2 separate regions of the Mus musculus genome follow, and region 2 is linked to region 1. A link is a contact called in ENCODE POLR2A ChIA-PET data. All regions are on one chromosome and are shown on one strand. The core of a region is the stretch at or near the end of the contact, and the rest is flanking DNA. Distances in the headings are between cores, read along the strand shown.

Region 1 (5,472 bases), core at 954-3,453:
TTCTGCCTCTGGTCGTAGGGGAGAGCACCGTCTAATGAAAACTTTTCATTAGGACTGTATGTTCCATTCATGTTAGACTGTATATCCGAGGAATGGCTGGCTACATCTCCAATCTTCACGGGTCCTCTTTCACCAAGGCATGTTTGAAGTGGATTTCAGGATCCAACTGTACTCGGGGAATCTCAGAAAAAGAGACAGATTTAATTTTGTCCCATCTTCTTTCCTATCTCTACAACAGCCCACTTCTCACATTGCTTACAAACATAGTTTTTTTTTTTCTTCCCTGAGACAGGGTTTCCCTGGCTGTCCTGGAACTCACTTTGTAGACCTCTGGCCTCGAACTCAGAAATCTGCCTGCCTCTGCCTCCCGAGTGCTGGGATTAAAGGCGTGTGCCACCATGCCCGGCCAAACACAGTTTTATAAACACTTATTATTGTGTGTTTGTGGGGAAAGGACATGTGCCTAGAAGTCAAAGGACAACTGTGTGGAGTTGTTTTGAATCCTTCCACTTTTTCGTGGGTTCTGGAAGCCACACTAAGGCCACCAAGGTTGCACAGGAAATAAATACCTTTACCTGAGACATCTTGCTAGCTTACAAACACAATTTTTCTGGCAGAGGATGCATATTATTTGGGATCATTTTATTTTCTCTGATCAAAACAAATTAGCCAGCTGAACTGTAACAAGCATTGTCTGAGATTATGGTTATAAACTCATAAATACATAAACAAGAAGAAGCTCTCCCACCAAGGACCAGTTCTGTCTGCTTAGGTGGCAATTTCTTTCTTGCAGGTCCAATAACTTCTGACCATGAAAATAGAGTCTATCAAAAGCAGTTTGTGTTCTCGGTCAGCAAGTTTACTACTTGCATAGCTTAAGCCTTAAACTCTTCCACAGTAGACACTGGGTTGTGAGCCTAACAAAGCCAATTTAAAAAAGACGGACGCCAGAGAATAATGTTGCTTTTTGCAGGATTCCTGGTCTTATAAAAAAATAATTAAAACAAAACAAAACCCAGACTCAGTAGGAAACCGAAAGGCAATTTTGAATTTAGGGGAAAAATAAGACAAGCTAGACATGTTGGCAGCCTCTGGAGGAGGCAGACGGATAAGGGGAAAAGAGACCATGCTTTTGGAGTTAAAGGTCAGAAAGGCAGGCAGGCTCAACAATGCAGGCCTGGGAATGGCTGCATGGGTAAGGAAGGTCTTCAGCCTGATTAAAAATGCCCAGAGCCGTAGAGCAAGCAGGGTTAGGAGTGTTGGTCAGTATTTGAAGGAGATAGGATGAATAAAAGAAAAGTACAGTTTTCCCAGTGAAAACAGGCAGGCTTAGCGATGAGGGTTGTAGACAAAGAAACCAAAAAAAAAAAAAAAAAAACCACCCAACAACCCAGCACAGCCCCCCTCCTCTCCCCTCTCTGACAATCAGCTCCCGACTGCTTGGAGCCTGACCCAATGGCTTGTTATGCCTATACAAACAATTAAGAACCTAACCCTTGGTGACCTCTCCCCAAATTGCAAGCCGTCTTGGTTGGTAATAGAGAGGTGGGGGTGGGGTGAGGTGGGGCCCAAAGCTATGAGGGGAAAGTTCCCTCGGTGACTCCAGGACTGTCCATGTTTTAGCTACCTACGATTAGTTTTTTTAAAAAAAAAAAAAAAAAAAAGCTCTTCAGTTCTTACTGGACCCCTGCCAGCTACTACTTCGGTAATCTCGGTATTCCGTCTAATGCTGGCTGTAGCCTTTGCTAAACCTTCCTGTATTCGAGTCTCACTATTTGATAGCTGCTGCTGAACTGGTTAAGGCCGGAGGGCGCCGGGGCGGGCAGGCTCTGGAGTGGCGGCCCGGAGGCTACACCTCCCCTTCCCCCTCCCGGGCCGCTTTCGCCCTCCCAGGGGACTCGTGCTCTCTACACTCCTGAGCTTTCTTTCCTCTCTCACTGCCTCTGCCTAGGTGCCTTTGCAGCACCTAGCTCGGCAAAAAGAACATATTAAGGCTGCAGTGAACGGGAAGCCAAGGGTTTGCTTAGATTTATCGCCACCGCGCGGGCTAAATCTCCCTCATAGAGCGCGGGCCGGAAACCCAAATTCCCGCGTTAAGGCCTGGGCGGTGACCTCAGGCCTTCCGAGACTCCGCCCTCACGCTGCGTGCAGCGCGCGCTCAGCCGCCCTTACTCTACACGCATGCGCAACGCGGGCCGAGCCGTCACTTCGCGCAGGCGCACTTCGAAAGGCGCGCTTTTCGGTGGCTGCGGTCCCGGCAGGGAGCACAGGTGGGCCCCGGTAGGCTGCTGTTCGCCGCTAAGCCGGCGGGCGGAGGCTGTGGTTGCCATGCCGGGTGTACTTTGGTTTTGTTTTCTTCTGTCCGTTCTTGGCCTCGGGTTGTCGGAGAGGGTGGCCTTGGGAAGCCCGCGGCCAGACGGCGGCTGGGGCTGAGGGACGCCGTTGGGCGTGACGGTTTGGGGTCAGTCAGCCACAGCTACCCCCCGCTAGGACTGCTGGGAATGCTGTAGCTGGTTTGCCACCTAAATGTACTCATTTTGAGTTTCGTGCTTTCGGCAATACTAACACAGGTGAATTTTCTCCGAAAATCAGAAATGCTCCAGCATCTGAACTTGACGCCTAAAATAACATCCTCATCATGAAACTTTTTTTTTTTTTTTAAATTCATTCCTGCTCAGAAAATAGTATCTACAGTTAACCGTCTGGTTATGTAGCTAATGTATATTTTAAGTATACGTGAGTTGTATTTAGAATGGAGTCCCCTACCTGATGTATGTGTCAATACCTAGAAATCAGACACACTCCTGACCCCGAGCAGTTGGACTAAAGATACTTTTCAGTTGTGATAACTGGTTCCAGGCCATACGCAGTCGCTACGGCCTGAGGGGGGAACCTTCCAAAGGGAAGAAATAATAATTCATAATCTATCATATTTCTAAGTTCTGGGGACCCTATAATGCAACAACCTGTCAGCTAAATAATGGTGCACGCTGTTTCTCCCCAGGTGACGACATAGCTTAAGAGATATTCTCAGAGTCACTGCTGAAAGAACAGATTATGTATTCAGAATTCAGGGCCTGGGAAATGGCTTAGTGGGTCAAAGCTGCCGAACCTGAGGACCTGAATCCCTAAGAACTGTCCTGGTAAAAAGAGAAAATTCAGTTCCTGCAAGTTGCTCTCAGACTTCCCCAATTTATTACAATTAATTAAAACTTTTATGTCCAGTGTCTAAAGCTAGGTCTTACAGCTTCAGATCCTGTGTTCTAAATTCCTATGCTACTTTGCCACTAGTAAACTAGAGTTCTGTAAAGTTCAAAAATGATGTCTGGAATATAGTAGGCCCTCCAGTTTTTAATCATTTTAGTGGATACCATGAACTACGTACTAAAGAAAATCTAAATACAATGAGAAGTAGTTCTTGTTTGCAGAAGCTTCCTGTCTAGTTTGAATGACCAAAACATTCTTAATCAGAAAATTAACAAAGTAAAGAAAATTGAAATGTAACTCGGTTGCCCATACTTTATAGATTTCTATCAAGCACAAAGGTTAAAATGACTTAGAAGTGTTAGATAATACGGTCAGTACTTGTGTCATTGAGCAACAGACTGTTTTGGGTTGTATGTAGTTGTGGGATATGACTGACTGGAAAGGAAGGAAAACTTGGTCGATAACTTCTAAATACAAAGATGGTGGTGGAAGAGGACAGTTTTTGGAGAATGACTAGAATAGGTGATTTTAGGTGATAGACTGAAATGAAGCTATAAAGATAATTATAATCATTGCGAACCTTTGTGGAGGATATTTTCCAAGTTACTTCTCCTTCAGGTTCTTTTTTTTTTTGAGACAGGGTTTCTCTGTGTAACCCTGGCTGTCCTGGAACTCACTCTGTAGACCAGGCTGGCCTCGAACTCAGAAATCCACCTGCCTCTGCCTCTGCCTCCCGAGTGCTGGGATTCAAGGCGTGCGCCACCATGCCTGGCTTCCTTCAGGTTCTTATTTCTGGTGTTGTATAATGGAGAGTAAAATAAGGTTAAAGCAGATGAAAGCAGGGCTACTTACTTGCCTCAGAACTGTTGATCCAGTTTCAATTTAAGTAACAGTTTGACTAGATGTTAAGTTTCCCATTATTATAAGCAGAGATGTATGCTTACCTACTTATAATGTGGTAAATTTTTTCCACAGCATTGTCAGAGATAATAGCTATATTAACCAGGAGTGGTTACCCTTTTACTCCCGGTGCTTCAGAGGCAGAAACAGGTGAATCTCAGAAACAGGTGAGGTTGAGGCCAGCCTGGTCTACAGAGTGAGTTCCAGGGCAGCCAGGGTACACAGAGTAACCCTTTCTCAAAAACCTACCACCATCACCACCATCAAAGCTGTATTAAATATAGCTCACATAGAAAGTATTGATTATTTAGCTGTACTTCCAGATAAATAGAAATTAAATTTAAAATGTAGATATTCTTTTGCTTTATCATAGTTCTTAGGGAACCAAATGGTTTTCTTAAAATTTTTTCATCTTAGTATCTAGGCAAAAAGTTGTACATTACAAAAGTAGTTTTTTCATTATTTAGTGGTAGGTTGGGCACATTTGTGTCAAGCTGTGCATGTGGATGGCAGGGGACTGCTTTCAGGAACCACGTAGGCCTGAGAACTTAACTTGGCAGGCCTGTGCTAAGCTCTCTCCTTGGCCCCATTGTATATTTCCCTAAGATTCTTTACAACAATGTGAAGGGGCTTATGAGACTATCTCAGGAAAAATCTGAAATAAAACCCCTATCTAGTAGACTATTTGGCTTATTCTTAGAGTTTATTTTTTATAGGTTTTAATTTTTAACACTGAGAAATGGGGGAAAATTTGGAAGATTTGTGCCATCATGTTTCAAGTGTTTATTCACGATAAATCATTAAAGATATGAAACATGTCACCATCTTTCTGTTCCATGCAGCTCATCCTGTGCTGATAACATCGAGAAGTGTTCAGTGCCTGGTAAAGTACATAGACCTTGCTTCACTTGGAACTCGGCCTTGATTTCTGCCGTTGGTCATAATCAGCAGAGTTCTCTCTAGTGAGTCAGTTCTTTAACTCTCTCAGCTCAATTTCCACATTTGTATAGCAGGGGTACAAGTCTTCAAATCATTTTCATAATCACCTGATTTGATTCTCACAATGGTTCCTTCAGAAAAATATGAACATCCAAAAATTGTAAGTGGCTTGCATAATATTATCTGATTTTTCTTAGAAAACAGCCTTAAGATTTAAAGTTTCATTATGGCATCTTCATACTTAGTTTTGACCTGTTCCCCTCAGTGCTGCCTCCTACCCACCTACCCTTTCCCTTGTTCCTTCCCTCACTAGCCCCTCTTGCCTTCCTGTTACCTGTCCCATTGCCCTATTTCCCTCCTCCCTAAGGATGTCTACCTCCTCTCATGACCACCTTTTGTTTCCATGGTCTACAAAATACATACGTA
Region 2 (5,472 bases), core at 1,415-3,914, 47 kb before region 1:
AGGGTATGTAATGTTAGGACCAGGAAATTGGCACTGGCTTACTGTGCTTGTACAGTCCTGTCTTTATAGTTATCGAATCCTCTAACTACCCTCTGAGTTAAAACGCTGAAATGTTTTGGATGAAATGAAAGGATCCACTTTTCTGCTGCTCCTTCCTTTAATCTCACCTTGTCTCCCATTATCCTCACAATCTGTTCTGTGTTCTAAGTTTCCGTTGATACTGGGGATGTTATGCAAATGGGTCATATAGTCCATGAAAAGCTCAGAAGGACATCTTTTCACTCACTTTTGTGCCTTTACCATCTGTCTAGGTCCTTTCAGCTGCTCTACCACAGATTTGATACCAAGCTGTGTAGCTCACTACTTGTTCATCCACCACCTAGTGAGAAATACTTTAGTTGCTCCCATTTTCCACCCATGCACAGACAGCATCTGTGAACATTAATGCACAGATATTTGATTAGAGAAGTACTTCCATTTCTTTGGGATACTTTTTATAAGAAATTAATAGACTGCCTTGTCGTCCCACTATTCTTATTCTATTCATTTATTCTTGGTTGTAGTTCTATGGATAGGGGTATAATAACATCTCCTAGGGACATAATAATCACTTCTCTGGTGACTAACAATGTTAAATATCTTTTCATGTGGATATTCGCCATCCACACGTTTTTAGTAAAATGTGAAATTATTTTTTAAGTGTGTGCACGTGTATGTGTGCGTGAGCAGGTGCCTTCAAAGTCCAGAAGAAGGTACTGGATTCCTTTAGAGCTACAGTTAGTTACAAGTGGCTGTGAGCTGCCCCATGATGGTTCCTAGAAACTGAAATTGGAGCCTCTGCAAAAACAGTATGTGCTCTTAGATACTGGCCATCTTTCCAGCTCCTGTGTTGATTCTTAATTTTTTAAAAAATTTTAAATATATTGTTTTTATGAATTCACTGAGGATTTTGTACAATGCATTTTGATAATATTCACCCCAATTCCTCTCCCTAATTATTTTCGGAAATTACTCACGTCTCCCTACCCACTCACAAGCCTGTGTCTGTTTATATTATTATTATTTTATTATTATTATTATTTTAAATAACCCACTGAGTCTGTTTTGCATTGTCCAGATACTCATGGGGGTAAGACCGTCCAGTGGAGCACAGTTGACATATTAGGGGCCGCACTCTTAAGGAAAGCCGACTCTCCTCCCCCGGCAGTCATCAGTGTCAACCCTGGGTTGATTTTTTTTTTTTTTTTTTTTTTTTTTTGTAACAGATTGATTTTGTTAGAGCAGTTTTAGGTTGCTGCCTTGACAGAATACCTAACAGAAATAATTCAAGGAGGAAGGAATTATTCTGGCTCCTGGTTTAAGGAACACAGGCTATCAAATGGCAGCAGGGGCTGTTTGGAGGGCAGTTGGAATGTGAGGCAGCTGTTAAATCACATTAGCAGTCAAAAACCAGAGAGCTGAGGCTAGAAGGGAGCCAGCCAGGAACCCATAAGGCCTGCCCCACAATGACCCACTTCCCCTAGCTAGGCCCCATGTCCCAAATAGCCTGCCACCTTCTAAAGCCACCCCGCCATCTGCGTGAGTGTTGAAATACATGAGCCTGTGAGGGACATTCCACATTCAAGTCACAGGGCAGGCTCGCAGATTAAAAAATAGAACAGAAAGTTTCCATGCTGACTTGCATGTTTCCCAGATGTCTTCTCACAGGCTGTAGCCTGTTGTTCTAGTCTCTGAATTTGGGTCTTTTGTCTTTGGTGAGACAGATATCTAATTTTAGTGAGGTACAATTTATCCATTCCTTCCACAGACCAGACCTTTGGTGTTACACATAAAAGTTTATTAGCCAGTACAACGTAAAAAGACCTTTCCCTCCTTGGAGTAGTGCTAAATACTATTAAGACACAACACAACACAACACAACACTATCAGTGTTAACAAAACAGTCTTTAAGTACTCTTTGTTATGTCCCTTTTCTCATAATCAAACATGCAGAAGAATGGCCCAATTTGATTCCCTAATTAGCAGTGTTAGATTCTCTCTTGCTGCCTTAGCTGCAACAGAATTGTCAAATCAAAAAGTCAACTCCCCTTATGCCAGTGCCAACCATTGAGAACAATTAGTTCACAGACACCCTGAGAAAACTAAAGACTGCCATAGTTGATTGCCCCAACTAACTGAAGAATATAGCTTCAGTCAGGCAGTGCTGTTTGAAACAGTCCATGCCAGCCTATTTGCTCTCCCAGGCTTCCTTCCATAAACTATATCTCTATAACTCTGTTACCATTTCCACGTAGGACAAAACGAAACCACCACACTGGCCTAGCAAAGAAACTGCTCTGACTGGTGGTAAAGAGACAAGGTTGTGATTGATCCAAAAACAGGTCTCAGTGGGTGATTGGTGCTAAGAAGCAAGGTCGTATTGCTTCAAAACAAATGGCAGTTTCTGCCTTAATGCCTCTTCTCGGGTTGTACTCTCCGGCTTCCCAGCTCACTAAGTCTATCAGCCTCGATGCTTTGTACTGTGCTGCCTTCCCTGGTGTGGCCACATTAGGCCTAAGAAAGGGCTCTCTCCAGTGGGCTTTCCTTTTAGTAGTGAGGCTGAGCAACAGAAAGAGCAGAGCTGCCAGGATGGCCAAGGCGGCCGAGTGGCAGAGGCAGCGACAGCTGAGCAAGTTGGCAGGCTGGGCGGTGAGGGAGGCAAGGCAGCTGCTTGACAGCGGAAGAAGAATCGGATGAACGGTCTGAGAGCTGCTAGGGTGGGACACGAAGGACTGAAGAAGAGAGACAATTTTAGTGAGGTGCAATTTATCCATTTCTTCCACAGATCAGACCTTTGGTGTTACACATAAAAGTTTATTAGCCATTACAGTGCAAAGGACCTTTCCCTCCTCGGAGTGGTGCTAAACACTATTAAAACAAAACAAAACAGAAAACAACGCTCTCAGTGTTAATGAAACAGTCTTTAAGTACTCTTTGTGATGTAGTGGGCAGCTGAGACCAAAAAAGAAGAAAAGGGCATAAGGTGTCAGAAAAGAAAAACTGCAGGCCCTGCTTGCCAGAGGAATTCCAGAGGACTGTCAGGTCGTTAGGACCAAGGGTCTCAGAGGCCCCGGGGCTAGCATGGAAACACTGGCCAGAGTGTGGGGTTCAGGAATCCCAACTTCCTTGGCTACACAAGATTTGTGACACTGGTGGCTGTCAAGAGCTGAGAAATCCTTATACTCCTGCTGCCCACAAACTTCAACCCTAATTACAAGCAAGGGCTGAAAAATGCCAGCTTTCTAGGTTTACACAAGAGCTGTAGCACGTACAGGGCTCAGAGTCCCAATATGCAAGGCATGCATGAAGACTGTAACACTAGAAGGTACCACCTGCTGCTGCTCCCACCTGCTCGCTGCCATCACTCAAGGCTGCAAAACACCGAGGGAAACAAAGGGGCCCACAATTTGAAGGTTGTCTCCTTGGCTACACATTATTTCTGTATAAACAGAACAAAAGGACTCCAGCCAACTGATTCAACACCATGACCAGATAGATTTTCCTCAGTGTTACATTTTAGGCGCTTTGTAGTTTCCTACGGTATACTTAAATCTATAATCTATTTTCAGCCGAGTCTTGTGAAAGGAGTGAAATATGTTTAGAGTCCTTTGAGGGTGTGCATATGTGAGTCTTGTGATGGGCCATTGTTCCAGAATGGTCTGTTGAAAGACTATACTTCCTTCATTAAACAACCATTTCTCCTCCTTTAGCCACTGCCTGGCTTACATGTAGACCTATTTCTGGACCATTGGTCTGTTGTTGTTTTTTTCCTGTTTCTTTCTTTGTTTCTTTTTAAAGATTTATTTGTTTTATGTATATAAGTACACTGTCCCTGTCTTCAGACACACCAGAAGGGGGCATCAGATTCCATTACAGATGGTTGTGAGCCAGTATGTGGTTTCTGGGAATTGAACTCAGGAACTCTGGAAGAACAGTCAGTGCTCTGAACTGCTGAGCCATCTCTCCAGCCCTGTCTTGCTGTTTCTAAGACCATGCTGTCTTGGTTATTTCAGATTCATTTGTTATTATTTACCACGAGACTCATGGCTAATATCAAGTTGAGAACGTTTTGTATAATCCTGTTTGCCCAGAGGTAACTTTGCTTCAGATCATATATGATGATACATTTTTAAAAGATTTATTAATTATATGTAAGTACACTGTAGCTGTCTTCAGACACACCAGAAGAGGGCGTCAGATCTCATTACAGATGGTTGTGAGCCACCACGTGGTTGCTGGGGAGTAAAGGGTTTATTTAACTTACACAGCCCAGTTACAGTCCATCACGGAGGAAGTCAAGGGCAGGGCTGGAGAGATGGCTCAGTGGTTAAGATCTCTGGCTGTTCTTCCTGAGCAACTGGTTCAATTCCCAGAACCCACCTCAGGCAGATCACAGGAAACCTGACACCCCCTCTGGTCTCTGACACACACATATCCACATATCTATGTGTAATTAAAAGTAAAAAAATAAAAAAGCCTTCAAAAAAAAATGGCTCTGTGCCTATGAAAGGAAGTCAGGGAAGGAGCTCAAGTCAGACACTTGGAGGCAGGGAGTGAAGCAAAGGCCACGAGCAGTCCTCCTTCCTGGCTCATTCCCATGGTTTGCTCAGTTTTCTTAAACAATCCAGACCATCTGCCCAGAGGTAGTATTTCCCACAGTGAGCTTAGCCCTCTCACATCACACATTAATCAAGAAAATGCCCTCACAGACTTGCTTACAGGCCAATTTGATGGAGGCCTTTTCTCAGTTGAGGTTCCCTATTCCCACAGGACACTCCCTTGTGTCAAGTTGACAAAAAACTAACCAGCACCCTCTCAAGTTTCCTGCATTACTGTGTTCAGTTTAATTTTTTTTGTAATGAAATGTTTACATTCAATATATACATTGGGCTTGTGGAAAATGTGCAGAAATGAGAGGTTTGTGAGCACAGTTGTTTCTCACTATCCACAGGATATTGTTTCCAGGAGGCCTGTGGATGCTCAAGAGCCTTAGAAGAAAGCCCATGGCATTTGCATATAACCTTGGTACCTTCCTACATACTTTAAGTATTTCTAATTTCTAAAACAATGTCCACACATCATATTATTAAAGGATTCAGCACATGGTACTCTATGCCCAGCAGATTAAAGTGGGTTCACTGGAAGTTTCTGGAATTTTCCCCTAATATTTTAAAGTTTTCACTTTTAATTGAAAATAGAGTTATTTTTGTATGATATATTCAAATCACAGCTTCCCATCTCTCATCTCCACCCAAATCCTCCACCTCTCCACCCTGCCAATTCCACACATTCTTTTTTTCTGTCTCAAGAAAACAAACAGGCAAATAAAAAAAGACAAGAAAGAATAAAATGAAATGAACAAACTAACAAGTAAGAAAGAAAGACCATAAGAAATGCACACACACACACACTCAGAACACACACACATACAAC

Evidence for each region. ChIA-PET counts read pairs that join two places held with the same protein, here RNA polymerase II (POLR2A).
Region 2: POLR2A ChIA-PET joins it to region 1 with 14 read pairs in embryonic stem cell. The contact joins the enhancer-like site here to the promoter of Fignl1 in region 1. POLR2A ChIA-PET finds 5 or more read pairs at or near these places in 4 of 5 experiments (Patski and embryonic stem cell).

The regions. Positions count from the first base shown.
Region 1 is chr11:11,805,693-11,811,164 of GRCm38, reverse strand. Fignl1 (fidgetin-like 1) reads left to right here and starts at 2,203. Exons shown (of 3, transcript NM_021891.3): 1 at 2,203-2,270; 2 at 4,950-5,069.
Region 2 is chr11:11,853,133-11,858,604 of GRCm38, reverse strand. The region is part of intron 6 of Ddc (dopa decarboxylase); the gene reads left to right. Among named protein-coding and RNA genes, the nearest start is that of 1700042O10Rik, 12 kb to the left of the region's middle. Within about 2 kb of position 2,664, at least 1 of the 3 ENCODE cell types and tissues checked has a DNase peak (open chromatin) inside an H3K27ac peak, as active enhancers do.